Regions from separate parts of the Homo sapiens genome. Here regions 1, 3 and 4 are each linked to region 2. A link is a contact called in ENCODE Hi-C data. All regions are on one chromosome and are shown on one strand. Each heading gives the region's core, a stretch centred on a gene start or an enhancer-like site at or near the end of the contact. The rest is flanking DNA. Distances are from core to core; before and after follow the strand shown. Region 1 holds the start of FSD1L (fibronectin type III and SPRY domain containing 1 like). Region 2 holds the start of RNF20 (ring finger protein 20). Region 3 holds the start of ZNF782 (zinc finger protein 782). Region 4 holds the start of ABCA1 (ATP binding cassette subfamily A member 1).

The links. A loop is a pair of places that touch in the nucleus more often than their neighbours do. Pooled maps may share reads with other maps.
Region 1: a pooled map shows a loop between it and region 2 (15-fold over the local background). The contact joins the promoter of FSD1L here to the promoter of RNF20 in region 2. A Hi-C loop is called at or near these places in 6 of 50 pooled maps.
Region 3: a map of B cell shows a loop between it and region 2 (39-fold over the local background). The contact joins the promoter of ZNF782 here to the promoter of RNF20 in region 2. A Hi-C loop is called at or near these places in 2 of 168 maps with a recorded cell type or tissue (B cell and CD4-positive, alpha-beta T cell) and 4 of 50 pooled maps.
Region 4: a pooled map shows a loop between it and region 2 (4-fold over the local background). The contact joins the promoter of ABCA1 here to the promoter of RNF20 in region 2. A Hi-C loop is called at or near these places in 4 of 50 pooled maps.

The regions. Positions count from the first base shown.
Region 1 is chr9:105,444,876-105,452,078 of GRCh38, reverse strand. It overlaps FSD1L (fibronectin type III and SPRY domain containing 1 like), which reads right to left and starts at 4,045. Exons shown (of 14, transcript NM_001145313.3): 1 at 3,844-4,045. The coding sequence starts at 3,858. RefSeq lists a silencer at 3,555-4,164.
Region 2 is chr9:101,530,679-101,537,751 of GRCh38, reverse strand. It overlaps RNF20 (ring finger protein 20), which reads right to left and starts at 3,899. Exons shown (of 20, transcript NM_019592.7): 1 at 3,838-3,899; 2 at 2,200-2,354. The coding sequence starts at 2,328. It also overlaps a transcript of PGAP4 not described here. RefSeq lists an enhancer at 4,028-4,157.
Region 3 is chr9:96,849,034-96,856,538 of GRCh38, reverse strand. ZNF782 (zinc finger protein 782) reads left to right here and starts at 2,025. Exons shown (of 6, transcript NM_001001662.3): 1 at 2,025-2,451; 2 at 3,470-3,686; 3 at 4,534-4,592. The coding sequence starts at 4,578. RefSeq lists silencers at 2,253-2,322, 2,603-2,692.
Region 4 is chr9:104,924,484-104,932,070 of GRCh38, reverse strand. It overlaps ABCA1 (ATP binding cassette subfamily A member 1), which reads left to right and starts at 3,916. Exons shown (of 50, transcript NM_005502.4): 1 at 3,916-4,136. It overlaps LOC105376196 (a long non-coding RNA gene), which reads right to left and starts at 5,282. Exons shown (of 3, transcript NR_188620.1): 1 at 4,161-5,282; 2 at 2,347-2,563. RefSeq lists silencers at 3,757-3,946, 5,283-5,522 and enhancers at 4,147-4,226, 4,547-4,606.

The DNA.
Region 1 (7,203 bases), core at 2,796-5,295, 3.9 Mb before region 2:
CTAGTTTTGTCCAGTCAAGCCTCACCTGTCACTCACTACCCCTTTCCAAGTAGGAAGAATATGCAGGAAAAATAATGGGGAAAAGCAAACAAGTGACAATATATGCTCTTGGTGACTTCCTTCCTCTGAGCTCTCATCTCCCTTCCTCTCCACCCTTTCTTATTCCTACAGTAAGTACCTTTCTTAGAAAGAGTGATCCCTATGTATGTGAATAATCTGTACAAAAAGTTAAACTATAAAATTCCAAGCTCCAAGATTCTAAAAAGGTACAAATGTCTTATTTGTTTCAACGTTTTCTTTGAACGTGCACATTTCATCCGGTAAAGAAACCTTTGGGATTTTATCTTAAAGCCGTTTAAAGGCATAATCAAAAGGTTTGAGTATCAAACAAAAGCCACCTATCCATAACACATCCTGTTCACGAAAGCGTCCCAGAAACTCGATATAAACAAAATCCCTCTGTTTATTTCCAGGAGTTAATACTGTGGTTTTCTGTATCCAACAGTATGCCTACATACCCGGGGTTATTACGTTTTCTTCCTCTACTCAAACAGAGCATCTGCTGCTAACATTAACACTGAAGTCCAAGTTATTTTCACAAACAAAAAAGCAGCTGGTCAAGCTAATCCATTTGTTGACTAGCCACCATGAAGCTTCTGTAAGACTGCCTAGTTAAGTTAACCTCTACTGTCAGACTGCATGACTCAGAACTTCCAAACCTCTTTCTATTAGAATGTAACAACTCTTCTCTGGAACCACCATGTGAATCGTTTCTTACAGATATAATAGCAGAAAAGATGCTTTAAAAGTAAAAATGTCGGGCCGGGCGCGGTGGCCCACGCCTGTAATCCCAGCACTTTGGGAGGCCGAGGCGGGCGGATCACGGGGTCAGAAGATAGAGACCATCCTGGCTAACATGATGAAACCCCGTCTCTACTAAAAATACAAAAAATTAGCCAGGCGTGGTGGCGGGAGCCTGTAGTCCCAGCTACTCGGGAGGCTGAGGCAGGAGAATGGCGTGAACCTGGGAGGTGGAGCTTGCAGTGAGCCAAGATCGCGCCACTGCACTACTCCAGCCTGGGCCACAGAGCGAGACTTCGTCTCAAAAAAAAGGAAAAATGTCTACACTTAATTTTAAAAGGAGAAAGTTACTTTGAAGTTAGGATTATTAAATTAATAACAGTAGCTAACAGTATTTTTGTATGCTAGGCACTGTTTAGTGGGTTTTAAAAATGAATGCAAGACCGGGCACAGTGGCTCAAGCCTGTAATCGCAGCGCTTTGTGAGGCCAAGGCTGGCGGATCACCTGAGTGAGGTCAGGAGTTTGAGACCAGCTGGCCATCATGGTAAAACCCCGTCTCTACTAAAAATACAAAAATTAGCCAGGGGTGGTGGCAGGCGCCTGTAATCCCAGCTACTCAGGAGGCTGAGGCAGGAGAATCTCTTCAACCCAGGAGGCGGAGGTTGCAGTAAGCCAAGATTGCACCGTTGCACTCCAGCCTGGGCGACAAGAGCAAAACTCCGTCTCAAAAAAAAAAAAAAAAGAACACAATCCTCACAATAATCTTGTGAGAGAATTACAATTATTGTTATCTCTGTTTTACAGATGAAGAAATGGAGACAGAGCAAACTATCCCAGCTCATACAGCTTATAAATAGTAGAACTGGAGACTTGGCTCCAGAGCCATCCTCTTACTAATGTAAAGCCCAAATCCCAATGCCTAACAAACATTCAGGTATATATTCAGGCCTTCCTCACACTTTGCAGTACCTATTTTTCTTATACTCTACTGACTGAGGTACTACCCCTACTACTATTTTCAATGTACATTCCATAACAGAAAATAGTATCTAAAAATCATGTCTGGGGTGTACTACTGTCTTATTTAAAGAGAACAATATCCAGCTTAGATCATTACTATTTGAGGCTTGTGATTCTGCAGGAATTCATACGAGAAAAGGAAGCTCAGGTTCAGAGCACTGAACTGGTTATACACATTAATCCCGGACATTCTTTTTACAGCTATAAACCAAAGGGTGTTTGTTTTTTCATTAGAAAGATTTGGTACCACCAATGAAATTCAACATATTTTCTAATATTGAGAAGTTGATTCTCAAAGATATCACAAATAAGATACATTACTACTACTACTAAGAAAGAGAAGCTAATTCTTTGCTACCTCTCAGGAAACTGCACGTGGTAACCTGTAGGTACCCTAACACATCATTCGAAATGAGAACAAATAGGTTCAAATCTTAGCCTTAGGGCTAGTAGCATGACCTTCCAGGAGTCACAACTCATTAAAGTAAGGAATAATGCATCCCTGATAAAGTATGATGATCAATATTAAAACACATTTTTTTGTATTTTATGGGACACAGTATTTTAGTGGTCATACTTTGTAAACTTTAAAATGCTGTGTTTTCAGAACAAACTATTTTATCAGATTTTTACTATGACACTATAAAATACTCTTACTTCTACTGCATAGATGAGGAAACAGATTAATCACAGTTAAGTGACTTGCTCCTTATCACAGAGCTAGTAAATAGCATCCTGGAACCCATGTCTCCGGACTTTGCTCCTTCACTTGACCTCTGCTAATGTCCATTCAAATATCATTTCTTTTATCTAATAAGCTGAGAGATGTTTTACAAATTTAGGCAGAGACAATATTTTAAACCTATACATACTCAAAATACACAAAATCTAATTTTTAAAAAATGCCTTAAGAATAGTCATGCATTCCAAGGTGAGTTTCAAGACCAACACATACAATGAAATCATATGCATATTTGTTAAATACTGTAATAGTCAATGCTCAACACATCATTATTCTCTCATGCCCTCAGTGAAGTGATCCTCAAGAAGGTGAATGTAGACAAAATTGTAGAAAACGTTGTTCTAAGTCTTTCCCGTGCTTTCTAATAATAGAAAAGAATAGTCTCTTAGATATGTCTTTGTTTTCCCTGCTACATTATTAATACTCCTTGTTTTTTCTTTCCTACCCTGTACTATATTTCAATTACGTTATAGTCTAACAAAGAGAACAGGGTGGTTATTTTCATATGGAGATTATGACTGAATAATTCACTTCTAACTGTATTCAAGACATTGGCTTTGTTCTCCAAATACTTCTGAATTGAACCTTTACGATTATATAACCTTTCCTCAACTGTTCGGAAAGTATAAAACATTCCACAACGACCCCTAAGTAACTGTGCCCAGCAACACCAACTGGTCAGAGAGTGGGAAGGCTGCCCTAACAATTGAAGTCTTTTCCCTCCATTCAACGAACACTAAACACTAAGATCTACTTAGGAAAAGTCATGGGAAGGGGAGCGGTGGGCGGTACAAAGGAGATTCGGTCCCTGACCTAAAGAGCGTGGTGCTGAGACGAGACTTGGTCGAGGAGAAAGCCCCAGCTTTCGGCGTCAGCAGGGAGACACCAAAAAGGCTGTGCCTCGGTTTCCTCACCTGCTGAGGAGGGATACACCCCCACCAGCACGCTCGCAGTCTGCAGGCATGAAAACCGGCCTAAAGCGCTGCAGAGTGGCTGATTTTAAAAGGGGGATGGCTCCGTTTCTCCTCCAGAGTCAGGGCCCCGGACAGCGCGCAGAGCAGAGGCCAGCCCGAGTCACCGGGCGCGGTCCCCGCATCCGTGTGGGCGCCTCTTAGCTCCCGCCCAGAGAGCGGCCGGGCGGCCTTGCCCTCCGCAGCAGCAGCCCGGACGCCCGGCCAGGCCCACCCCGCGCACCCACAGCCCACGGGCCCAGGCGCCCCGCCCACCCTGTGCCGGCCCGGCTTGTCTCGGTAGCCCCGGGCTCCCCTCCCCCGCTTACTTTCTGGGAGTCCATGGCGAGTGGCTAAGCCCACTGGGCTCGAACCCGAGACGACGAACCGTGTGAGGAGGCTCAGCGAGATCGCACACCCCAAGACCGCTACTCACTGCACTGCCCCAGCCCGCACCGGCACCGCCCGGCCCCACCCGTCCGCGCCCAGACCGCGCGCGCCGTAGTCACGCCGCGGTTGCCAGGGTGAAAGGGCGGCCCGCAGAAGGGAGGGGCTGAGGAGCGCACCGCGCCTGCGCGCAGCGGCTGACTGCTCCCGGGAAGTAGCCGTGGAGGGTGGGGAGCGCCGCCCGTCTGTCTACCGCTAGTGCCTCTGCAGGCTGCACTCCCTTCCCCCATCCTTTTTCCTCCAGCGATAGCGGTCTCTCCGGCCCTGAAATAGGCCACTGGGCATCCAGCAGCCGGCCGGTGCGGAGGGCCCGGGAAGGAAAGAGTATCTGGTGCTGGAGACGGATTAGCCCACCCTCCACCCAGCACGCATCTGAAGCCCCTCCCCACACTATCCTTCGAGGGGCAGCCAGGCTTGAGCGGACCCAGCGGTCCAAAGGGAGGAAAAGGGCTGGGGTGGGGATGTAGCGAAAACGTGGGAAAAGACCTTTAGGGGATGTGGTGGAAACGTGGGAGGAGGGATATAGGGATGAGAGTGGCGGAAACGTGGGTGTGGGATTAATATGAGCTTTGGGGCCTGGCACAGTTTTTCCCGGGGACCCACCCATCCTCCCCGGCACCTCGCTACCTGTATGATTTTGAGCAAGTCAGTCTGCCTGAGCTTGTTTCATCTGTAAAATGAGAGAAATAATGCGGACTTTGCAGAGGATTGTGAGGATTAAATAACGTATGGTACATAATTAGTAGTGAATAAATTATAGTCATTCTCTTTTTTTTTTTTTTTTTTTTTTTTTGGAGATGGAGTCTCGGTCTGTCACCGAGGCTGGAGTGCAGTGGTGCCATCTTGGCTCACTGCAACCTCTGCCTCCCGGGTTCCAGGAATTCTCGTGCCTCAGCCTCATGAGTAGCTGGGATTACAGGCGCCCCCACCACACCTGGCTAATTTTTTGTACTTTTAGCGGAGACTGGTTCTAGCCATGTTGCTTAGGATGGTCTCGAACTCCTAAGCTCAGGCAGTCCGCCCACCTCAGCCTCCCAAATTGCTAGGATTACAGGTGTGGGTTACAGGGCATGTGCCAGGCCCATTATAGTCATTCTTAGTGGGGAGTTAGAACCTGCTCGGTGTGGCCTGAGGCATCAATGAAGATTTTAGAAAGCTTGGAATTTAGTAGGCTTGAGAAAGTTCTTCCTCAAGCAGACAGGCCTCATCTTCCATTTGGATGACTCTGGAGAGGCTCACAAAAGTTCAATTAGACAGTCATTTATGATGAATGAATAAAAGGGAAATACATATTGAGTACCTATTCTGTACCAGTTCTACAAACAAAATTCAGTAGTGGGCAAGGCCCTGTTTCTCTCACAGAGCTTACAATCTAGTATAGAAGACCAACCAAAAAAAAAAAAAAAGTTAACGTGCTAGACGGTTATAGGTGCTAAAATTAAAACTTAGGCCAGGCATGGTGGCTCACACCTGTAATCCCAACACTTTGGGAGGCCCAATGAGTGGATCACTTGAGTCCAGGAGTTCGAGACCAGCCTGGGCAACATGGCAAAACCCCATCTCTACAGAAATTAAAAAAAAAAAAATTAGCCAGACGTGGTGCTGCAAGCCTGTAGCCAGAGCCAATCAGGAGGCTGAAGCGGGAGGATCACTTGAGTCCTGGAGGCAGAGGTTGCAGTGAGCCTAGATCACACCACTGCACTCCAGCCTGGGCAACAGGGTGAGACCCCAGCTCCTAAATAAATAAATAAGGCAAATGGATTCAGAGAATTGGGAGGGTTTAATTTTTCATAGAAATGTCAGGGAAGATCTCTCTTGGAAATGACCTGAGTATAAAGTGAGAAGAGGAATTGTACAAGGATCTAGGGAAGAACATTCTAGAAAGTAGGAACAACAAATACAAAGGCCTTGTGGAGAGAAGGAGCTCTGTGTTTGAGAAACAGCATTTATTCTACAATGTTGTCATTACATCTCCACATGGATCCCCCTGACTGTACTGTGATTTTTTTTTTGAGGGCTGAATTTCTTTTACCCCATATCTGTATCCCCAGCTCAGAGTCTGCCACATAGTATGCACTTAATACATCCTTTTTTAACTGGACAGAGATGTACAAGAAATGAAATGAAAGTTACAAAAGGGAAAAGAAGAGCTTGGCTAAGGCTGGGTGGGTAGTGCTTAGAGAGCCAGGGTCCAGGGTGGGCCTATGTGTGCCAGCTGAAAGGAGTAGTGGCATGCAGTCCTTCAAAGAGATGCCCATCTCTTAGTACCAAGGGAAGAGAGCCTCTTATTCAACCTTTCCCAACTCCGTGAGGAATAACAAGTGCAGCCAGGCGCCAAGCCATTAGCCCACTGCTGCAGCCACAAAGGTCGTTCCTTCACACTGTGTACTGCAGTTGAGTCAGTTTCCCATGAGGGAGAAATAGCCTGGCGATTGGAGAACATCTAAAGTCTACTCACCAGACTGCGTGCTTCCTGGCTCTGCCCCTGCTTGCCACTATGGGACCCACGACTAAGCAGAGGAGACAGGGCTTGGCGATGTCCCCACTTCTCTTGCTGCAAGGACTTAACCTCATTACTGTCTGAGGGCAATTCCTAGGCACTTTATGACTGACAGGCACCACCAGAGAAAGAAGAAAGAGGCTTTTGGGGACAGTGAGTTGCAGCTGAAATGTGATCACCAGACTCTGTCACAGTCCACACCCCAGGAGCTCACTCCTGGCTCCTTGCCTCCAGCTTCCCAAGTTCTTTCCCTGTAGCCCAGCCAGCAGACTGCAGCTTTTGACAACATCTCTACCCCATTTGGCTTCTGCCCTCACCTGATCTCTGTCTCTGGCCAGTCTGGCTCTCCTGCCCAGCTCATCCTGGGCCTTTTGCTTCCCCTCGTTCCCATCTGGGAAACAGCTAGTTCCTTCTGACTGTGACTTCTGTCTTCCCCAGTTTGTACAAGTTCTCCCATCACAGCCACGTACCGAGCTGGGCTCTAAGTCTCCCACCCAATCCCTCCCAGTACCTCTGGCCTATAGGCAAGTCCTTTGCCTTTTCTGTACTTATTTTTTCACAGCCAAATCCATTTAGAAATTTTCAAAAGTAGTTTTACAAATAAAATAAAGCATTTTTCTTAAATGTGATCCCTGGACCAGCTGAATCCACATCACCTCATAACTTCTATGAAGTACAAATTGTCCAGCCTTATCCCTGGATCTACTGAATCAGGAACTCTTGGAGTAGAATCCAAAAATCT
Region 2 (7,073 bases), core at 2,650-5,149:
CTAATCAGCTCCTTCTTGAAATACTTTCTTCATTGAGCTTCTGGGAACCCATTCTCTCTTCCTATCCTCTTACCTCATTGGTCCCTCTTTGTTTGTATCTTTGATTAGTCCTTTCTCATTCCTTGACATGAAAATATTGTAGTGCCCCAGCAGACCTCTTTATGCTTATTCATTAAAGGAGTCTGTAGTCTCATAGATGTAAACACAACTTACAAAATGACGATTCCCAAATATACAGCTTTAGCCCAGACCTCTCTCTAGTATCCAGCTTATTAACTACCTATCCATTCAGAGGTCAAATAAGTATCTCAAACTTATATGTCCCAAACCAAACCAAACTCAATTCATCCTCCATGACTCCCAAAAATCTGCTCCTCTCATACACTTCTCTAGCTCAGTAAGTAAAAATTCCATTACTTTCAAAATCCTGGGATGATCCTCCCTCCTATCTTTCATGTGAGTTATCCAATCCATCAGCAGATCTTATCAATGCTACCTCCACAGTGGTCCAAGCCACCATGATTTCTCATTAAGATTACTGCAAAGGCCTCCTATAGCAAAAACTCTGTGCTAAGTCCTGTCAGCCTGCCAGATTTCAGCACAGCTGTGGTGGACAGCTCCATTTACACTGCCATTGTTCCCACTTCAAGCACACTTTGGAGACTCAGTTTTTCTGTCCCGCAATCACAGCTGGCTCCTAACAGCAATCTCAAAATGCACAGGAGGGACTGCTTTCAATGGCAACCTTCAACCAATTGGAGCGGGGATCAGTGGATACATGCCTCAGATCCCCACCTTTGGAGAGATGCAGTTATAGCGAAAGAGAGTAAGAAGAAGAAAAGAAAAAAGTCTGCTAGCTGGACTCTTGTTTATAATCCTTGCTTTTCTATAGTCTCCAAACACAAGTCAGAGCATGTTAGTCTCCTACTTAAGACTATCCACTAACTCCTCATTGCCTCTGGATAAAGTCCACACTGGGGTGTGTGCTATGTGCTTCCCATAAGTATGTGCTTATCCCTGTCAACAGCACATACCCCACTCTAAACAGTCTATTCCCTTGTCAGTGCTACCCTACAAACTAAAGTCTAGGGGCTGTCTTCAGTGTAAAGGATAGTGTCTGGCAAATAACAAATACTCAACAAATATTTATATATTGAGTGAATAAATGCCTTTGGAATGCATGATGCAAGGCAGTGCTAAAACAAAAATCACTTCCTGCCAGCAATATTAAGTACCAGAACCTCAGGCAGCCTCAGAAATGACACTTCATCAACAACTCACTATGAATGTTCCTATTATTCTGACTCAAAAAAAAAAATCAGCCTCTCTAAAATAAACCTCAGCCTCAAAATCAAATAAGCAATAGATGTGGTTTTGCAAGCCATACAAATGTAAAGCATTTTACAAAATGTAAAACATTTTAATATCACATCCCCATGTCTGATTTTCAAAAAAGCAAAATCTTGACGTAGATCAAAACCTGTAAACTTCTGATGTCTAACAGATATATAACATTACTATGAGATTTTGGTATATAATACTCATTTTGTCAGCTCCATAAGAGCAAGGATAATATCTATGTTATGCACCATTATATTATCTAGCCCAATATTAGCTATGAATGCCTCCCATTTATTGACTATTTACTATATTAAATGCAAAGTGTTAGCCCTTAACAGGGACTCTTATTTTATATGCATAAAAATCTAATGTAGCAGGTACTCTAATTACATTTTACAGACAAGAAAACAGGCAAAGGAAGGATAACACAAGGTCAGCCAGCTAGGAAGTGGTACAGCTCAGAGTCAACTCCAGGCAATCTGGTCTCAGACTCTCACTCTTCACCATACTCTCAATGATTGCTAAACTGTCTCTTAGAATCTGGTACTGACTTTTTCAGTGAATGAAAAATAAATGTGTATCTTCCCACTGCTAAATACCTATAGTTAATGTTGTATCAGGCACCACCTTCCCAGATTCTCGAAAGAATATAAGTACACCTTGAAAACAAAGAACAACTATCAATCTACCTCTCCTCTAGAACTGACTACCACATCATTTTACCTACTTTCAGCCTGTTTTATTTCCCTCTTCTTTTCAAATAGCTTCCCCATACTCCAGAAAGCTTCCATGAATTTTTAGTTTCAAGTTGCAACTGACAGAAGACAAGCACACTTTCATGGCACTGTTTCCTCATACCGTTGAAGAGACACCTCCTAGCTTAATTGTTTCCACTGTGGTCCCTGAATCTTCAACAGCTGCCTTCTTCTCAGGAGGCATGGAGGTGCCAGGTTCTCCAGCTGCTCTTTTATTTCCAATTCCTGACATTTTGGCAGAAGAAGACAGTCGTTTTCCTGATAGAAAAAAAGGCAGAAACTGACATAATATATGTAAGCAAAGCAACAATAGAGTAAAACAATAGAGTAAAAACTAGCAACTTTTCTGGCCAACCCTTTAACCTGGATCCATTAATTCCACAACCATCTCCATATTTCTCTTTGAGGAAAAAAAAAAAAAATTAAATTGTAGAGTAAAAGTCAAGGCGGGCCGGGCGCGGTGGCTCATGTCTGTAATCCCAGCACTTTGGGAGGCCGAGGCGGGCGGATCAAGAGGTCAGAAGATCGAGACCATCCTGCCTAACACGGTGAAACCCCGTCTCTACTAAAAATACAAAAAATTAGCCAGGCGTGGTGGCGGGCGCCGGTAGTCCCAGCTACTCGGGAGGCTAAGGCAGGAGAATCACTTGAACCCGGGAGGCGGAGCTTGCAGTGAGCCGAGATCGCACCACAGCACTCCAGCCTGGGCAACAGAGCGGGACTCCGTCTCAAAAAAAAAAAAAAAAGAAAGTCAAGGCTAAATTTACATGACTATAAATTTCTAAATAGGATGGTGATAAGAATGGTGATAAGAAATGAGACAATGGGCAAAGGGTGAAGAGACCAAAAATAAAGTTCTGGAATCTCTCTTCCTGTAATGCCAAAATCAGAAAAGGGCAGTTTGATTATGCCAGAAGTTAATACTACAGTGTTGAAAGAATCACAGAGCTGAAAGAGATCTGTGAAATGCCTACTAAAGTCATTAGTACTAGACAAGTCAGTTATCATCTCTAAGCCTCAGTTTCCTAACCCAGGAATAAATAACCACAGTATATACTTCCTATGCTTATTATAAAATAAAATGGATGATATAATTATAGAAAGAATTTGGCACAAAGCCGAACACAAAGTAAGCACTCAGAAACCCCAGCTCTTCTTTAACGTTTGCAGTGTTTTCCCTATTTCCAAACGCTCTCTCCACTGTTTTATGCAACCCTACGTTAGTTAGACCTGGGTGCGAATTTCAGTTCTGCCTGTTAGAGGCCGTGTTGCTTTGAAACAGTGAATTCGCCAAGAGCTTCAGTTTCCTCAACTGCACAATATTAACGAATATATTTTTCGTCTGCCCTGCCTACCTCCCAGGGTGCTCAAAGGAGGCGGAATGGATGCTAAAGCACTTTGGCTACTTCAGGAAACAACGCAGCCATCACCGAGACTAACAAGACTACTCTGCTTCCAATTCAAGCTCCAGGAGAGGACTATCGCTGGCAACAACCTCAGTAGGACCTCGCCTGGAGAGAGAAGACACAGAAGCAGAACAAGGCTGCAATCCAACTCGCTAAAAGCCAAAGACCTCAGCCTCAGCGTGGATAATTGCAGGCCCAGGAGACTGACGGCCCCAAAACTGGAGAGGGTGGAGACTCCTGAGGCCTGGCACAGTCCTGTTGGGCCCTAAGCGTGATCTAACCTAAGTTCTTTGAACTGGCGCCGCGCGGGAACAGAACTCGCAGCAGTTACTCACCAAGGCCCGTGCAGAGATTCCAGCTCTCACCCCTGACCCGCGGCGGAGACAAGGCAGAACTTCCGGGAGGCGGGGCCACGGAGAGGAAAAAGGGAAAGAAAAAAGGAAGTGGCTTCAACCCAGCCCATAGGACTATGAGACCCCGCCGGGCGGAAGTGACGTACGGAGAGGGCACGAGAAGCTTGAGCAAGCGCCGCCTCCCTAGCAACGCTGGGCAAGCGCGGGACCCTCTCCTGGCTACGACCTCTAAGAGTACTCGGGCCTCGCTGATGCCTGACGGAGAGCCCTTGGCTTTTGTTGACTTGTTGACCTTTGCTACTGCGATCTGGTCTTTCTGCGGGGATAAAGTTCCTCATTCTGTTGCTTGTCATTGGGGTTGCCATCACTCGTTCAGACGGCCGATTGGCTGACGGTCCCGTCAATCTCCGGGGACATGACTAGCCTCAGACACCTCAGAAAATTGTTCGTTGGTACCCCTACGTGCTGAAATGAAGAGTTCTGGAGAGAATCTGAGGGATTTGAGGAATTTCAGATGTTGGGGATTTTTTCCCCCGCACAGGGAGCGGTATTCTGCCCTGTCTACACATTAGAATCACTTGGCCTGGACAAAAGCTTTTTTAAAAAAGCGTTCCCCTCATCTCCTCCCCCCAAACCCCGCATTTCCATCCACTAGATTCTAATGCGTAAGCAGGAGTGACAACTACTGCCCTTGTGCTTTTTTGGGAACAAGAAATTGTCCAGGGAAAAGATAAACGCCAATCAGTCTCTGATCTCAGTACTAGTCTATTTTAAGCTAATTAAGCATTGATTTTTTTTTTTAAGTTTATGACAAACTGCTATTTTCCATTCAGTTAAACTAAATGCGTTTTAATGATAGGACGGTAATTAATCTAACCTATTAATGAAAAGCTGTATGTCTCGCAGAACTATGATAAACTACCTAATGACGTCAGCTAAGGGTCTAGAAATGGAAGAATGATCGCTATATCTTTTTTAAAAAATAGAATTTAGGCATCTTGGGAAAAAAAGAAGCTAATCTACACTGGATTTCTGTTAGTGTGAAGACTTTTGTCCCTGTACCTGCTAGGGCTTACCTGTAAATGAAGTAAGATGGTCAACACCAGGGAAACAAGTGTTCCTGGTGCCTGGCAGTGGAACACCTTGACTATCTTGGAAAGAATTAACTGGCCCCAAGTGGACTTCACATTTCATTCCGTGAAGTGGGAGCCTGAGAACATGTGAGTGGGGACACACCTGCCGAAAAGCATTGTATGAGACAATGACACTCATTCTCTCATCTTCTTTGGTTCCTCTACTCTTAGCAAGCCTTTCATTCATAGAACTACTGAATGGCAAGTAATGGTTTTTCTAGCCCAGAAAACTAGAGGTTCACAGACTGCATTTAGCCAACAGTTATGCTTTGTTTATTTTAGACAGTATTGGCTGTCCTGCGTGGTTAAAAACAAGAACAAAAATGAACTTAGTTGCCAACATTTAAAATATGGCTATTTTACATAAAAATCCAAATTATCAGTTTCTCTAAAAAATGTTGATGATCTTGCAACAGAAGGGTTATATTTTTGCATGGTCACATTGCTTAGAGCAAAGTAGTGGCTTCTTCTTTTTTTTTTTTTTTCTTTTTTTCGAGACAGAGTCTTACTCTGTCACCCAGGCTGGAGTGCAGTGGCACAATCTCGGCTCACTGCAAACTCCACCTCACAGGTTCAAGCAATTCCCATGCCTCAGCCTCCCAAGTGGGTGGGATCACAGGCACACGCCACCACACCTGGCTAATTTTTGTATTTTTAGTAGAGATGGGGTTTCGCCATGTTGGCTAGGCCGGTCTCAAACTCCTGACCTCGGACGATCCATCCACCTCAGCCTCCCAAAGTGCTGAGATTACAGGCCTGAGCCACAGCTACTGGCAATGAGCCACCACGCTTGGCGTGGCTCTCTTTTATTAATAGATCATGTTATTCTTGTTTACCATAATCCCCACTAATCTTTACTGGTTCCTTAGCACTAGTATAGTTTAATTTGAGTATCATCACTTGTGTGTTACATTGTGATAAATCAATTGCTGGTACTACGTAAGTGTCTGGTGGACATTATTGGTGATCTACCCAACAGCTATTCCCCTTCCCTCACCTTAGCAGAACCAGGATTTTTTTCATGTATCCATATAGCACTTTGATTCCATTAAGTCTTAGGGAAAACTGATTTCACCCCAATCTCCAAGGATTGTCTTAAATACTAAGTTCCATTTCCCAAGCCAAAGTCCTAGTCAGCAATTGACACTTTAATCAGGGTGAATTTCTTTGAATACTAGAATTGAAGCAGATTTTTATCTTCCAGATTTTCTGTGTGAGGCTGAAACTGTTGGAGGCTTCCTGAGATCATTCTTGAGAATGGAGCGACCACATAGGGGTGAGCAGAACCAAGAGAATCTCAGGGAAATGGAGCCAATCAACTGAGTTAGGTCACCCCTAACTTCAACCCACACTTGAGTGTTAGAGAAGATTCTACAAAGAGAGCAGACTTTTCTAGTACCTTTCAATTCTCACCATGTAGGTAACCATATTCTCTAGCAACTGGGATATATGTCTTTCTCAAAAGTTCCAGTTATCTAACACCTTCACAGGTGTCACAGCTCTCCAGAAAATAAAATCAACTCTGTGTGTGTGTGTGTGTGTGTGTGTGTGTGTGTGTGTGTGTGTGTAGAAAGAGATTTGAGAAAGAGAGAGAGGGACATTATAAGGAATTGGTTCACAGGATTGTGGTGGCTGGATAAACCAAAATCTACAAGGCAGGTTTGCAACCTGGAGCCCCAGGAAAGATTTGCAGTTTAAGTCTAAAGGCAGTCTGCTGGCAGAATTCATTCTTGCTCAGGGGAGGTTAGTCTTTGTTCTATTAAGGCTCTCAACTGATTGGATGAGGCCTACCTACATTTTGGAGGGTAATCTGCTTTAGTCTACCAATTTAAATATTAATCTCATCCAAAAAAACAAACAAACAAACAAACAAACAAAAACACCTTCACAGAATCATCCAGAATAATGTTTCACCAACTATTTGGGCACAGTGGCCCAGCGAAATTGACACATAAAATTAACCATCATAGTAGGTAACCATATTCTGCAGCTACTGGTGAGATCTGTCTTTTCTGAGCACCTCAGTCAGCCATCTGACATCTTCAAAGTAGCCTGTCTCACTCTAGCGAATTGGGAAAATAGAAT
Region 3 (7,505 bases), core at 776-3,275, 4.7 Mb after region 2:
TTTTCTCATTGTTGTCCTAAGACTGACCTTTGATCATTCGCATGCAGGACTGCTCTCTCTGGGGAGGGCGGGAGAAAGGGAGCAGAATCTCTGTAAAATGTGATGTTCAATAACCATTTGTTTTTGAAAACATTTTTGAGGTTGGTAGCTTAGATCTGGCAATGTTCTCCCATCTAATAACCATCAGACAAGAAATAAACTTGCTTAGAATAAACTTTTTTCCTTTTGTTTTGATTTAAAGAGTTCAAGTAGCTCATGGATATACTCTTCTGCAGAGCACCCTCTGAGGTAACAACACCTCGCAGCTCACCTTTAATCTTTACTCAGCTGTTCACTTTGCCCAGAGAGTGGGAGAAAATCTTCACAATCTATATATCTGACAAAGGACTAATATCCAGAATCTACTACGAACTCAAACAAATCAATCTCATCAAAGAAAAAAAACAAACAATCCCATCAAAAAGTGGGCTAAGGACATGAATAGACAATTCTCAAAAAAGATATACAAATGGCCAACAAACATATGAAAAAATGCTCAACATCACTAATGATAAGAGAAATCCAAATCAAAACCACCTTACTCCTGCAAGAATGGCCATAATCAAAAAATCAAAAAATAGTTGATGCTGGCATGGCTGCAGTGAACAGGGAAAACTTCTACACTGCCGGTGGGAATGTAAACTAGTACAACCACAATGGAAAACAGTGTGGAGATTCTTTAAAGAACTAAAAGTAGAACTACCATTGGATCCAGCAATCCCACTACTGGGTATCTACCCAGAGGAAAAGAAGTCATTATATGAAAAAGATACTTGCACATGCATGGTTATAGCAGCACAATTTGCGATTGCAAAAACGTGGAACCAACCCAAATACCCATCAATCAACAACTGGATAAAGAAACTGTGGTATGTATCTGATGATATACTACTTAGCCATAAAAAGGAATGAATTAATGGCATTTGCAGCGACCTGAATGAGATTGGAGACTATTATTCTAAGTGAAGTAACTCAGGAGTGGAAAAACCAAACATCGTAGTTCTCACTCATAAGTGGGAGCTAAGCTATGAGAATGCAAAGGCATAAGAATAACACAATGGGCTTTGGGGACTTGGCGGGGAATGGCGGAGGGCAGCGGGGCAAGGGATAAAAGACTACAAATGGGGTGCAGTGTATACTGCTCAGGTGATGGGTGCACCAAAATCTCACAAATCGCCACTAAAGAACTTACTCATGTAACCAAACACCATCTGTTCCCCAATAACCTACGGAAATAAAAAACAATCAGCAAAAAGCAAGAAAATTCGTTAATGCGCATGGAAACCTAAGATAATTAACATTAAATTTAAATATGTTGAATCAATAAGAGAATTCGGCAAGAAGCAATGTTAAGGGATAAAAACCAAAAGCTTTTCTCTAACACCTGCAGCACCGGGCTCGACCCGCCTTAGAACCCTCACGCCTGGGGGCGCCAGGACAGGGCTCACAGGTCAATGGGTCGGGTAGGCTGTAAAGAGACAAGGTGGAGGTTCCAGGTTGAAAATGTATAAAATTGTAAAGTAAATTCAAAGTTATATCATTTCAATGCTAAATACTTCAGTAGTGATCCCTTTTTTTAAAAAAAAAATTTCTACAAAATTCTTAATTTTTTTTCACAGTTCACAAAAGTAATGGTACTTTTTTTCAATATTTGCAATTCCCAATCCATATTCAGCTTCCCAATTGTCTCCGAAAGTCTTACGGAAAAAAAAAATGTTGGTTCAACCGGGAACCAATGGAGGGCTACTCTTTGTATTTGTCAGTAGCGTTTAAGTTTTAACCTTTAACTTCTCCCTGTTCTTGGAGAGCCTGAGCGGGAGACTTCATAAAAACTCCATCCCCGCCAATTCTGAATCGCCGAAACGTGAGGAGTCACGTCGAAGGCGGACGCAAGAGCTTATGGGAAATGTAGTCCTGAATGAGTCTGGTTCGCCGCGCAGCACTCTGGGATGGGGCTCCTGGGCTCCTTCTGCGCCTGTGCAGCCAGAGCCCCGCCTCCTCATTTGGGTTCTCGAGACTCCCGGGAAGCGGTTTGGGAAGCTCGGGGGTCGGCTCGGAAAGTAGAGGGGGCGCAGCTGGGGCGGGAGGACAGCGTTTGTGCCCGGAAGCGGGAGAGGAAGCGGGAAGTTTGTGGGATCCCCGCCCCCTGTGTCAGTGGATGCGACCGGGCGGGCCCTCGGCCTTCCCGGCCGCTGGAGAGGGACTTCGGCCGCTGGCTCCCGGGGCGGCTGAGGCTGAGCGTTGGTCCGGAGCAGGTGCCGGGTGCGGGCCGCGGTGTGCGGGACCGGAGCCCGGCGCGAGCGGCGGCGGGGGTGGGGAAAGCGCATTTGTAACGCGGGCGACAACGTGCCCGAAATCCCCGGACGGTGGGTCTGCATCGAGACCCCGAGCTCTGGAGCTGGAAAAACCCGGGTAAGTTCCATCTCTGTCAACTGGAAGCCGAGGCGAATGTAGGGACGTGGATGAGAGTCAGGTTTCTCATCTGAAAGTGAGGGTATTAATAATGACTGCTTCATGGCGTTGGTTTAAAACTTTAAGTCACCACCTGTAAAGCAAACAGCCGACTGTAGGCTACTAAGCCATGAGCGGACTGCTGCTGTTATATTTAGAAGACACTTTGTTCCATTCGTTGGGTGCCTATGTATACCTCACAACCACATCTGCATTAAATATAACTGAGGCTCAGGTCACAAGCTAGCAGTGAGGGAGCTGGGGTTCAAAGGCAGGTGTGATTTATTTCCCGTTTCAGGCGCTAATATCACACCTGCCTAAAACCAGCATTGCAGCCTTCACAGCACTTAGCAGAATGTCATGTCCCCAAATACTCAGGGAGTGGATGTAGATGGAATCTTACCATGTGTCAAATGTAGTCTGGATTTCTGGTGTGTCTTCAGATCTCTTGGGTCAGACAGGTTCCTGGCCCCTTCTGCATTGTCAGGGTGTCTCTCTTTTAAGTCTGATGTAAAGAATTCTAAGAGTCAGATTTTTGCCACTAACATGGTTTCTCAGGTCAGGTCGCAGGCTCCTTGAACAGAGCAGCCCTTGCGAGGTGGGAAGCAGGGGTCTCTGTGAACAGTTTTACCTGGAAGAGAACACCTCTCAGACCTAGGCCTCCCTCCCGAGCTTCAGAGCAGAGGCAGAAGAGCCCACAGAGGAGCAGATCCTAGATGTGTATGGTCAGAAGCAGTTCTTGATCCTCCTTCCCAGAATGAGCCAGACTTGGTGAAGCCTCCAGAAGCCACCACACAATGGGTGACAGTGGGTGGTTTGGGCCAGCTTTGAGAAGAGCAAAATGGGCTAGGTGGTGGCCAGGGACAGGCTGCTCAGGAAAGGCCACATCATTGCATAGGTCTGAGGGTAGGGGTAACCGGAGATTCTGTCCCCAGATCCCAAAGTAGCCCCCAGTCGCTTTGTTCTCCACTCTTTACAGATGCCATACTGCTGTTAACATATGTGACACTGGAGACTTTGTCCCTACCTCATAGAATCCCATGCATGATGATACATGAAGGGTTTTCCGTGGCTATCTACTTCTGATTCTTTTGAAAGCTTTAAAGACATTGGGCATGAAAGGTTCAGTGAGTTTCCGGGGATCCCTCGTTTGTGGTAGAGCCAGGAGGAAAACAGTTCCGTTCATTCTTTCACAGGTGAGTCACCAAAAGCATCTTATCCAAAGGGCCTTTTGAGAAATACATCCCAGTTAAAACATCTAAAACTCTTTGCCTTAAAGTATCTCATCTCTTTTATAAGACTTTCTGTGGATTGTCTATACCAAGGGTAAATAATATTACTAAGAAAAATAGTTAAATGATGCACACTGAATATTTTTCTGCTAAGTTAATTTTGTGTTTTGGAGACAGAGTCTCATCCTGTTGTCCAGGCAGGAGTGCAGTGGCACAAACATGGCTCACTGCAGCCTCTACCTCCTGGGCTCAAGTGATCCTCCTGCCTCAGCCTCCCAAGTAGCAGGGACCACAGGCGCATGCCACCACACCTGGCTAATTTTTTAAGTTTTTATTTTCTGTAGAGACAAGGTCATGCCATGTTGCCCAGGTTGGTCTTGAACTCCTGAGCTCAAGCTGTCCTCCCTCTTTGGCCTCCCGAAGTGCTGGGGTTACAGGCTTGAACCACAGTACCTGCTAGGTTAATTTTAATGAAAGAATAGTGTCTTACCCTGTGGTGTACTTTAATTCAACTAATCCTGTATTGTCTTTATTTTTGTGTGTGTGTTAGAAGCACATGTGCATTGTTAAATCAATTGGGAAAAGTTTATGTTCACTCAATAAAAAACAGCAGTTTAAGCCCCATAATTATTTCAGAGTTGTCGTAGACAGTGCCACCTCTACGTGGTGCTTCTCATGCCTTTTCAAGGCCTGAAGGGCCCTGTTACCTTAGGAAGGCTGCTCTCCAACTGGGTTGCTGAGATTTGGGGAGGCTAATCTAGGAGCTGTGAGGTAGGCGAGACCGTGTGACATCCTCTTTCTGTCCCCCCAGCTGAGGCTTTACAGTTCTCTATACTCTCCCAAGAGCCACAGAAAATGAACACATTTCAGGTAAGCTTTTTATTCATTCCCCACTTTGTATTGTAATGGATTTTATGAGGTTTAGATAGGCCCTTGCATTAAATGGAAAAGGAGAAATAGATAAGTAAATCTTGAGGGAAAATATATACAGTTTCACCATGAACTCTGCTGTCAGCTTTGTCAGGGTTAGTAGGTTCCCTCCAGTTACCAGTTTGCCAAGATGTCATGTTAGTCATGAATGCACATGAATTATATTAAATACTTTTTATGTATCAGAATAAATCTATAGCTGTGTCCTTGAATCTGTAAATATTGTGAATAATATAATGGATTTTCTAAAAGTAACTTGAATTCCTGTATAGACCCTAGTTGCTAATGAGTGTAGTAAGTTGCTTCTTACATGTTTTCCTAGCACTTTATGGTAATAATTTAGGATTTTTATTTCTGTGTTCACAAATTGGATTAAACTATACTTTCCTGTTTCCCTGTTCAGTTAGGGTATCATGGTTGTCTCATGAAAGGAAATGGGGCACTTTTTCTTGTTTCTTCTTTTCTAATAATTTAGAAAAATGAGAACATTGTGTTATATGTAGATTTTATGAAACTCACCTATGAATTTGGACCTTGCGAAGACTTTTTGTGTGAAGATTTTGATTATTGAATAAATGTATTAGTTCATTAGTCAGCTTCTTATAAGCTTATACTGGAGTTGTACTTTTTCAATATAATTTTTGTCATTACATTTTCATAGAAAATTGTAATCATTTACTTTTTTTATTTTTTTTTAGATTTAGTAAATGTTTATTGTTGGTTAACCATTATCAAACAAGATTTTTCTTTGTCAGTATGCATTAAGTTATAGATGTACAGAGAGACAAGGTATAAACCAAGAGAAAAATAAAATGAGATACTAAGATATTTTATTTTAAAAACCACCTTGCATACACAAATTATAAAAATTTATAATTTTCACACCGCTTTACCATCCTTGTGCTAATATACTTTAACACTGAAGATGCAACTTGCCTACTTACTTAGCACTTTACTTAGATATATTTATTAAGATGCAAAAGTTTTCATAATATTGTATGTTTACTAAAACTGGAAAGATTTTTCAATTTTAATACAAAACGTATTTGAAATTTTCAACTAAGATTCTGAACATTTTACTTTTACATTTTATTTTATGTATTTTACTACCCAGGGTCTAAAAGAAGTCAAGACAGGCCTTAACTAAAATGAAAGAGCAAGACTAAAATAATCATAATAAATGCTGTCTTTTCTTTATACTTTAAAACATTTCTTTAAAATGTTTTATTTCAATAGCTTTTGGGGTACAAGTGGTTTCTTGTTACATGGATGAATTATATAGTGGTGAATTCTGAGATTTTAGTTCACCCGTGGTCTGACAAGTAGTGTACATTGTGCCTTATAGGTAGTTTTTTATCCCTAGCACCTTTCCCTAGCCTCCCACCCTCCCCTTCTTGGTCTCTAAAGTCCATTATGTCACTCTGTATGCCTTTGCATACTCATAACTTAGCTCCCACTTATAAGTGAGAACGTACGGTTTGGTTTTCTACTCCTGTGATACTTAGAATAACAGCCTCCAGCTCCATCCAAGTTGCTGCAAAAGACATTATTTCATTCCTTTTTATGGCTGAGTAGTATTCCATGGTGTATAGGTACCACATTTTCTTTATCCACTCAGTTCATGGGCACTTAGGTTGGTTCCACATCTTTGCAATTGTGAATCGTGCTGCTACAAACGTGTGCTGGTTTCTTTTTCATTTATGATGACTTCTTTTCCTTTGGGTAGATACCCAGTAGTGGGATTGCTAGATCGAATGGTAGATCTACTTTTAGTTCTTTAAGGAATCTCCATACTTTTTCCATAGAGGTTGTCCTAATTTACATTCCTACCAGCAGCGTATAAGCATTCCCTTTTCTTCACATCCATGCAAATATCCATTGTGTTTTGACTTTTTAAAAAGGGCCATTCTTGCAGGAGTAAAGTGGTATCTCATGGTGGTTTCAATTTGCATTTCCCTGATGATTAGCGATGTTGAGCATTTTTTTTTCATGTGTTTATTGGACATTTGTATATCTTCTTTTGAGAAATGACAATTCATGTCCTTTGTCCACTTTTTTATGGGATTTTTTTTCTTGCTGGTTTATTTGAGTTCCTTGTAAATTCTGGATACTTTGTCAGATGTCTAGTTTGTAAATATTTTCTCCCATTCTGTGGGTTGGCTGTTTACTCTGGTAATTATTTCTTTTGCTGTGTAGAAGCTTTTTAATTTAGTTAGGTCCAGTTAATTTATTTTTGTTTTTGTAGCGTTTGCTTTTGGGGTATTAGTCACGAGTTCGTGGCCTAGGCTGATGTCTAGAAGAGTTTTCCAAATGTTGTCTTCTAGAATTTCTATGGTTTCAGGTCACAGATTTAAGTCTTTGATCCATCTTGAGTTGATATTTGTATAAAGTGAGAGATAGGATCCAGTTTCATTATTCTGCATGTGGCTTGCCACTTTTACCAGCACCATTTATTAAATAGGACAGGAGTCCCCAATCCACAGGGCCACGTGGTCTGTTAGGAATGGAAGGGCACAGCAGGAGGTAAGCAGCAGGCTAGTAAGCATTACCACCTGAGCTCTACCTCCTGTCAGATCAGCAGCATCAGATTCTCATAGGAGAGGGAACCCTATTGTGAACTGCACATGCAAGGGATCTAGATTGGGTGCTTCTTATGAGAATCTAACTAATGCCTGATGATCTGAAGTGGATCAGTTTAATCTTGAAACCATCCCCACCCCACCACCGCTGGTCCATGGAAAAATTGTCTTCCAGGAAACCAGTTCCTGGTGCCAAAAAGGTTGGGGATTGCTGAAATAGGATGTCCATTCCCCCGTTTGTGTTTTTGTATGCTTTGTCGAAGATCAGTTGTTG
Region 4 (7,587 bases), core at 2,667-5,166, 3.4 Mb before region 2:
GGGGGCAGGGATGGGATGGGGAGGGGGAAGCTTATTGAAATATACTAAAAGACAAACCAACCTAAGGGCTGGAGGGAAGAAAATTCACACTTGTAAGCTTCTTTTTTAAGGGGCATCTCTTAGGCTCTAGCTTTTGAGATTCAGTATATATATATTTTTGAGTCTTGCTCTGCTGGAGTGCAGTGGTGTGATCTGGGCTCACTGCAAGTTCTGCCTCTCAGGTTCACACCATTCTTCTGCCTCAGCCTCCCGAGCAGCTGGGACTACAGGCGCCTGCCACCATGCCCAGCTAATTTTTTGTATTTTTAGTAGAGACGGGGTTTCACCCTGTTAGCCAGGATGGTCTCGATCTCCTGATCTCATGATCCGCCCGCCTCGGCCTCCCAAAATGCTGGGATTACAGGCGTGAGCCACCGCGCCCGGCCCAGTATTTTTGTTTTATGAAGATATTACATTTGTAAAGTATGAGCTTGGTGTCAGCAAACTTATATCCCTGTGTACAAACTGGCCGAATCACTTAGCCACTTTGGGCCAAATCACTTAGCTCTTCTAACAGTAAGAAATCAACAAGAAAAATAAACATTTCAAACATTACAATGTGTTCATGTATTCACTGTGGGGGATGACCAGATTCTCGAAACCACAGGTTGTTCTTAGTGAAACAAGTTTGGGTTGGGGCCATAGACTTGTGTATTTAGAATCAATGGCTGTTCTCTCTCTGGGACTTTGATTTTTTTCTTGGGCTCATCCCCTTTTTGTAGTATCTTATCTTTGTCTTATTTGTATAGGACTTAACTGTTCCCATTCCCTTATTAGAGCAATCTAAGTGATTACCTTCATACCTTTTGGAATTATATGCTTCAAAATTCCAAAAAGAATGATTTTGGGCTGGGCACAGTGGCTCACACCTATAATTCCAGCACTTTGAGAGGCTGAGGTGGATCGCCTGAGGTCAGGAGTTTGAGACCAACCTGGCCAACATAGTGAAACCCCGTCTCTACTAAAAAATATAAAAAATTAGCCGGGCATGGTGGCAGGTGCCTGTAATCTCAGCTACTCGGGAGGTGGAGGTTGCAATGAGCCCAGATCGCACCATTGCACTCCAGCCTGGGCAACAAAAGGTGAAACTCCATCTCAATTAAAAAAAAAATAATGATTTTGGTGGTCGACTTCAAATAGGTAGGAGAAGAAGGAGAGAGGAGATGGAGGGTCAGGGAGATCTAATTACTCTCTAAAATCATGCTAGGAAAGATAACACCTTTTAATAACACTCTCTGCTTTTATAACATCATTCTGCCAAGGAGCTCAAAGGTTTCAACAAAGTTCACTTTCAGAAAACCCCTTTGAGGAAGACAGAATATACATCTTCTCTCCATTTTAAAGATGAAGAAACAGGCCGGGCACAATGGCTAATGCCTGTAATCCCAGCACTTTGGGAGGCTGAGGCCAGAGGATCGCTTGAGCTCCAGAGTTTGAGACCAGCCTGGATAACATGGCAAAACCCTGTCTCTACAAAAAAAATACGAAAATTAGATGGGTGTGGTGGCATGCACCTGTGGTCCCAGCTACTTGGGAGGCTAAGGTGGGAGGATCGCTTGAGCCCAGGGAGTCAAGTCTACACTGAGCCATGATTGGATCACTGCACTCCAGCCTGGGTAGACAGAGCAAGACCCTGTCTCAAAAAAAAGAAATGAAAGAGAAAGAAAGAAAGAGGAGAGGAGAGGAGATGAGGGGAGGGGAGGGGAGGAGGGAGGGGGGGAGGAAGGAAGGAAGGAAGGAAGGAAAAAAAGATGAAAAAAGAAAAAAACAAGATGAAACAGAGGCAGAAAGACTTTACGTAAATTGCTCATCATGTGGTTGTCAAGTTTGACCCCAAAACCCAATTTATTGACCAAGGTTATTCTTTGACTGAGGCAAGGGGGTCCGCTCTCCTGGGCCTTGGGCTTTAGAAAGCTCATCTCTGGCCTTTCTGAGATCCATCCCTTTCTTTTTATTTTTCTTGACACGGAGTCTTGCTCTGTCACTCAGGCTGGAGTGCAGTGGCATGATCTCGACTCACTGTAACCTCTGCCTCCCGGGTTCAAGCGATTCTCCTGCCTCAGCCTCCTGAGATAACAGGCGCTCGCCACCACATCTGGCTAATTTTTGTATTTTTAGTAAAGACTGGGTTTCATCATGTTGGCCAGGTTGGTTTCGAACTCCTGACCTGAGGTGAGCTGCCCACCTTGGCCTCCCAAAGTGCTGGGATTACAGGCATGAGCCACTGCGCCCAGCTCAGATCCATCCCTTTCTAAGGGCAAACAGTCCATGGTGCAAAGGGGCCATGCCACCCAGAGTTATGAGTACCTGGGACTCCAGAATTCCTTGCCTGGTGGCCTCCACATGCACTTCCAGGGCCTGCTTGGGCCTCTTCTATGGGTCTGTCCTGAGTGTTGATAGAACCACTGATGTGAGTACCTGGGCTTGAGCCGTGGCCTGGAGATCCTGTTGACTGTAGCATGGAGGGGGCTTGTGCAGCTGAATGTCTGTATGCAGGTGGTGGGAGTTCTGGAATATGATGGAGCTGGAGGTGGGAAGAGAAGTAGGCTTGGGGCAGCTCTCTCATGCCACCTCATTCTGGCCAAAACTCAGGTCAAACTGTGAAGAGTCTAAATGTGAATCTGCCCTTCAAGGTGGCTACAAAGGTATCTTTGTCAAGGTAGGAGACCTTGTGGCCTCCACGTGCACTTCCAGGGCCTGCTTGGGCCTCTTCTACGGGTCTGTCCTGAGTCTTCTATGAATCTGCCCTTCAGGGCAGATTCATATTTAGACTCTTCACAGTTTGACCTGAGTTTTGGCCAGAATAAGGTGACATTTAGTTTGTTGGCTTGATGGATGACTTAAATATTTAGACATATGGTGTGTAGGCCTGCATTCCTACTCTTGCCTTTTTTTTTGCCCCTCCAGTGTTTTGGGTAGTTTTGCTCCCCTACAGCCAAAGGCAAACAGATAAGTTGGAGGTCTGGAGTGGCTACATAATTTTACACGACTGCAATTCTCTGGCTGCACTTCACAAATGTATACAAACTAAATACAAGTCCTGTGTTTTTATCACAGGGAGGCTGATCAATATAATGAAATTAAAAGGGGGCTGGTCCATATTGTTCTGTGTTTTTGTTTGTTTGTTTCTTTTTTTGTTTTTGTGGCCTCCTTCCTCTCAATTTATGAAGAGAAGCAGTAAGATGTTCCTCTCGGGTCCTCTGAGGGACCTGGGGAGCTCAGGCTGGGAATCTCCAAGGCAGTAGGTCGCCTATCAAAAATCAAAGTCCAGGTTTGTGGGGGGAAAACAAAAGCAGCCCATTACCCAGAGGACTGTCCGCCTTCCCCTCACCCCAGCCTAGGCCTTTGAAAGGAAACAAAAGACAAGACAAAATGATTGGCGTCCTGAGGGAGATTCAGCCTAGAGCTCTCTCTCCCCCAATCCCTCCCTCCGGCTGAGGAAACTAACAAAGGAAAAAAAAATTGCGGAAAGCAGGATTTAGAGGAAGCAAATTCCACTGGTGCCCTTGGCTGCCGGGAACGTGGACTAGAGAGTCTGCGGCGCAGCCCCGAGCCCAGCGCTTCCCGCGCGTCTTAGGCCGGCGGGCCCGGGCGGGGGAAGGGGACGCAGACCGCGGACCCTAAGACACCTGCTGTACCCTCCACCCCCACCCCACCCACCTCCCCCCAACTCCCTAGATGTGTCGTGGGCGGCTGAACGTCGCCCGTTTAAGGGGCGGGCCCCGGCTCCACGTGCTTTCTGCTGAGTGACTGAACTACATAAACAGAGGCCGGGAACGGGGCGGGGAGGAGGGAGAGCACAGGCTTTGACCGATAGTAACCTCTGCGCTCGGTGCAGCCGAATCTATAAAAGGAACTAGTCCCGGCAAAAACCCCGTAATTGCGAGCGAGAGTGAGTGGGGCCGGGACCCGCAGAGCCGAGCCGACCCTTCTCTCCCGGGCTGCGGCAGGGCAGGGCGGGGAGCTCCGCGCACCAACAGAGCCGGTTCTCAGGGCGCTTTGCTCCTTGTTTTTTCCCCGGTTCTGTTTTCTCCCCTTCTCCGGAAGGCTTGTCAAGGGGTAGGAGAAAGAGACGCAAACACAAAAGTGGAAAACAGGTAAGAGGCTCTCCAGTGACTTACTTGGGCGTTATTGTTTTGTTTCGAGGCCAAGGAGGCTTCGGGAAGTGCTCGGTTTCGGGGACTTTGATCCGGAGCCCCACATCCCCACCACTTGCAACTCAGATGGGACCGGAGGCGGTGTTAAATGGGGAGACGATGTCCTAGTACGAGCTCTGGTGACCCCAGGACTCTGCGCTGCTGCGCTTGGGGCTTGCCCGACGGTGGAGACCGGGGAGCATCTCTGGGCGTGGAGACCCGGGCGCAGTACCCCGGGCTCAGAGGGGTCGGGGGTTCCCGGGCGTGCTGAGGGCGCTGCTGCCGGGTGGGGAGAGCTGCAGGTCCGGCACCGAGCGCTGCTTTGTTCGGAGGGCCCTGAGCTGGCTAGAAACCCTTCTGGTTGCAGGTCGGCCAGTACCTACGGAGACAAATGCCAGCACTGAGTCTTCACTCGGTTCTTAAGAAGCTGGTCTGTTCTGACCTGGGAATTGGCTATATGCTCCCCGGGACTGGAGCGGCACAGTCCCGGACTGTGAATCCGGGAACTCGAGTTGGAGGTGTCCCAAACGGTCCGTGGTGCTATTGCTCACTAGAGGCCTTGGGTCTTTGTTTGACCTGAGGGGTAGGGAGGTCCTGCCTACAGTCTCCGTGCGCTCAGCTGAGCTGGTGTCCCTGGCGCAGAGCGCGGACGAGTTTTGTTTCCTTTTCTTTTTCTTTTTTTTCTTTCCTTTAAGTCTCGGTCTGTCGCCCAGGCTGGAGTGCAATGGAACGATCTCCGCTCACTGCAACCTCCGCCTCCCGGGTTCAAGCGATTCTCCTGCCTCAGCCTCCTGAGTAGCTGGGATTACAGGCGCGTCACCACATCCAGCTAATTTTTGTATTTTTAGTAGAGACGGGGTTTCAACTTGTTGGCCAGGCTGGTCTCGAACCCTCGACCTCAGGTGATCCACCGGCCTCGGCCTCCCCAAGTGCTGGGATTATAGGCGTGAGCCACCGCGCGCGGCCGAGTTTTGTTTCTTTTAAAAACAAGACTTAGGAGAGCCTGCGGAGACCCGGAGGTGGGGTGCCCAATCCTCCCTCTCCCACGTTCCCTGCAGCCCCATCTTCCAGACCGTTGCTGCTGGTCTCTCGGGGCAGCTTCTGCCTGGGCGCAGATGGGGAAGCTGGGCCGAGGTGGTGCCGTGGAATGACCGGGAGTAACCCCGGCGGGCGGCGCAGAACTCGGAGCTCCGCCGCGGGGCTGGGCTGGGCTCTGCCGTGAGGGTGGGGGTGCTGGGCGCGCGGGCTGCGGTGGCCCCCGGAGACTGGCCCGCAGCGCCTCCTGGCCGGAGGACCTAGGAATCGGCCGGCTCTACTAGGTGTCTTTGCTCGCGGTTCCGACTGTGAATCCGGTGAAGACCGGTGGTTGCAGACGGGGAGGAACTATGAGGTTGAGGCGAAAGCCCGTTTTGTTTTTTTTTTTTTGTTTTTTTGGTTTTTTTTTTTGTTAGCGTGTTTGCCAACTCCCAGGCCATTGGTAAAGCAGGAAGGTTCTTGGGGCGGCGGACGGTGCCAGGGTTATGTGTAGGTGCCTCTTTAGGTATATCTTTTATCAAAAAGAAGCAAAGAAATAAGATTAAAAATAAACAAAGAAAAAAGTTGTCTGGCACTGGCAGTAATTGGCCTGCCTTTGCAGCACTGATACCATTAGCTTTTAAAATCCGACTTTTCATTGACACTTCAAGAAGAGAATGGGTAGTATATACACATTCATCTCATAGTGGACAAATTTCATATTTAAAAAAACCTTCTGGGTACTGAAATCAGCAAGTCACTTGCCCTCCATGGCCGAATCCCTGCTTCCCACGAAGAGAACCTCACAAAAATTTCCCCCAAGTTAAAGAGTGGAATTTTCTTGATTTTTTTTTCTTTTTTTTTTAACGGCCGTAGTTTAGAACCCAGACTTAAATTATGATCTTCTTTTCAAACAAAACTTAAAGTCCTTAAGTTTTCATCTCCCCTTTTATTTCAACCTATTCTTCTCATACCTACCACAAAAATAATGGAGGCTTTCTGTTGAGAAACTTTCCGTTTCTGTTGAGAGTATCATTCTCTTGAGAAACTTTCTCCTAAATCAGAGAAAGTATGGAAGCATGGAAAGTATTCCTGAGTAGAACCTCTACAGATATTACAATATTTTTCAAATACAAAGTTTCCATTGTCAGCCTGTTTCCCAAGTGCTTCCACAAACCATTAAATAATTCCACAAACCATTAAAATAATTAATGCTAGGGAATTTTAGGAAAACATTGGTTTACAATCAGAAGGACCGGGGAAGTGGGTCTTCAGCCTTCACGATGACTACAAGCCATTTAAGGGACTAGAATTGCTACTGTTGTCAGAGCAATTTAGGAGTCTGTATTTGAGCACCCGCATAGTGTTCCAGAATGACATATCTGACTGTAACCTGGACACGTGTGATATGTTGTCTCCCCTGCAGATGAGCATTTGAAATCTCAACCCTCGTATTTCTACGAGTGCAGGCCTATAATGGACCCTGGGCACATTTTTTTTTTTTTTGAGATGCAGTCTCGCTCTGTTTCCCAGGCTGGAGTGCAGTGGCACGATATGGCTCACTGCAACCTCCACCTCCTGGGTTCAAGAGATTCTCCTGCCTCAGCCTCCTGAGTAGCTGGGACTATAGGCGCACGCCACCATGCCTGGCTAGTTTTTGCATTTTCAGTAGAGACAGAGTTTCACCATGTTGGCCAGGATGGTCTCGATTTCCTGACCTCTTGATCCACCCGCCTCGGCCTCCCAAAGTGCTGGGATTACAGGCGTGAGGCACCGCGCCCGACCCCTGGACACATTTTGACTTAGAACATATTTTCGGTTTGTGTGAGACAGTGCATTAGTGCAGGATTGGAAAAGAGTGATCAGGAATTGATTGTTTTCAAGGATTGGTTCCTTCTGCTCAAGGAAGTCCCATTGTAAACATAAAAAAATGAATGAAACTGAAGAAGTTCAGTGACTTAGCTTTTTATTATCTTCTGTAGTACTTACCTTTTTGGAGAGGAGTTGGTTGGGATATTTTTCCATTTAAATTTTTTTTTTAAAGGGATCTTCTCTCCCGTAAGCCGGGATACTTAAGCTATATATGTAGTGGCTACAAATTAAGGTCTTCACTGTTTTCATTTTTAGCTGCTAGAATAAGTGAACATTACCTTAGATAGACTCTTCTAATTATGAAGATATCTAGATGTCTAGAAAATATCAAAATGCATGTGGTTTTTGCATTTCTAAAATACTTTTAAAACCAAATACTTTTTCTTTTTTTTTTTTTTCTGAGATGGAGTCTTGCTCTTTTGCCTAGGCTGGAGCGCAGTAGAATGATCTTGGCTCACTGCAACTTCCGCCTCTCAGGTTCAGGTGATTCTCCTGCCTCAACCTCCTGAGTAGCTGGGATTACAGG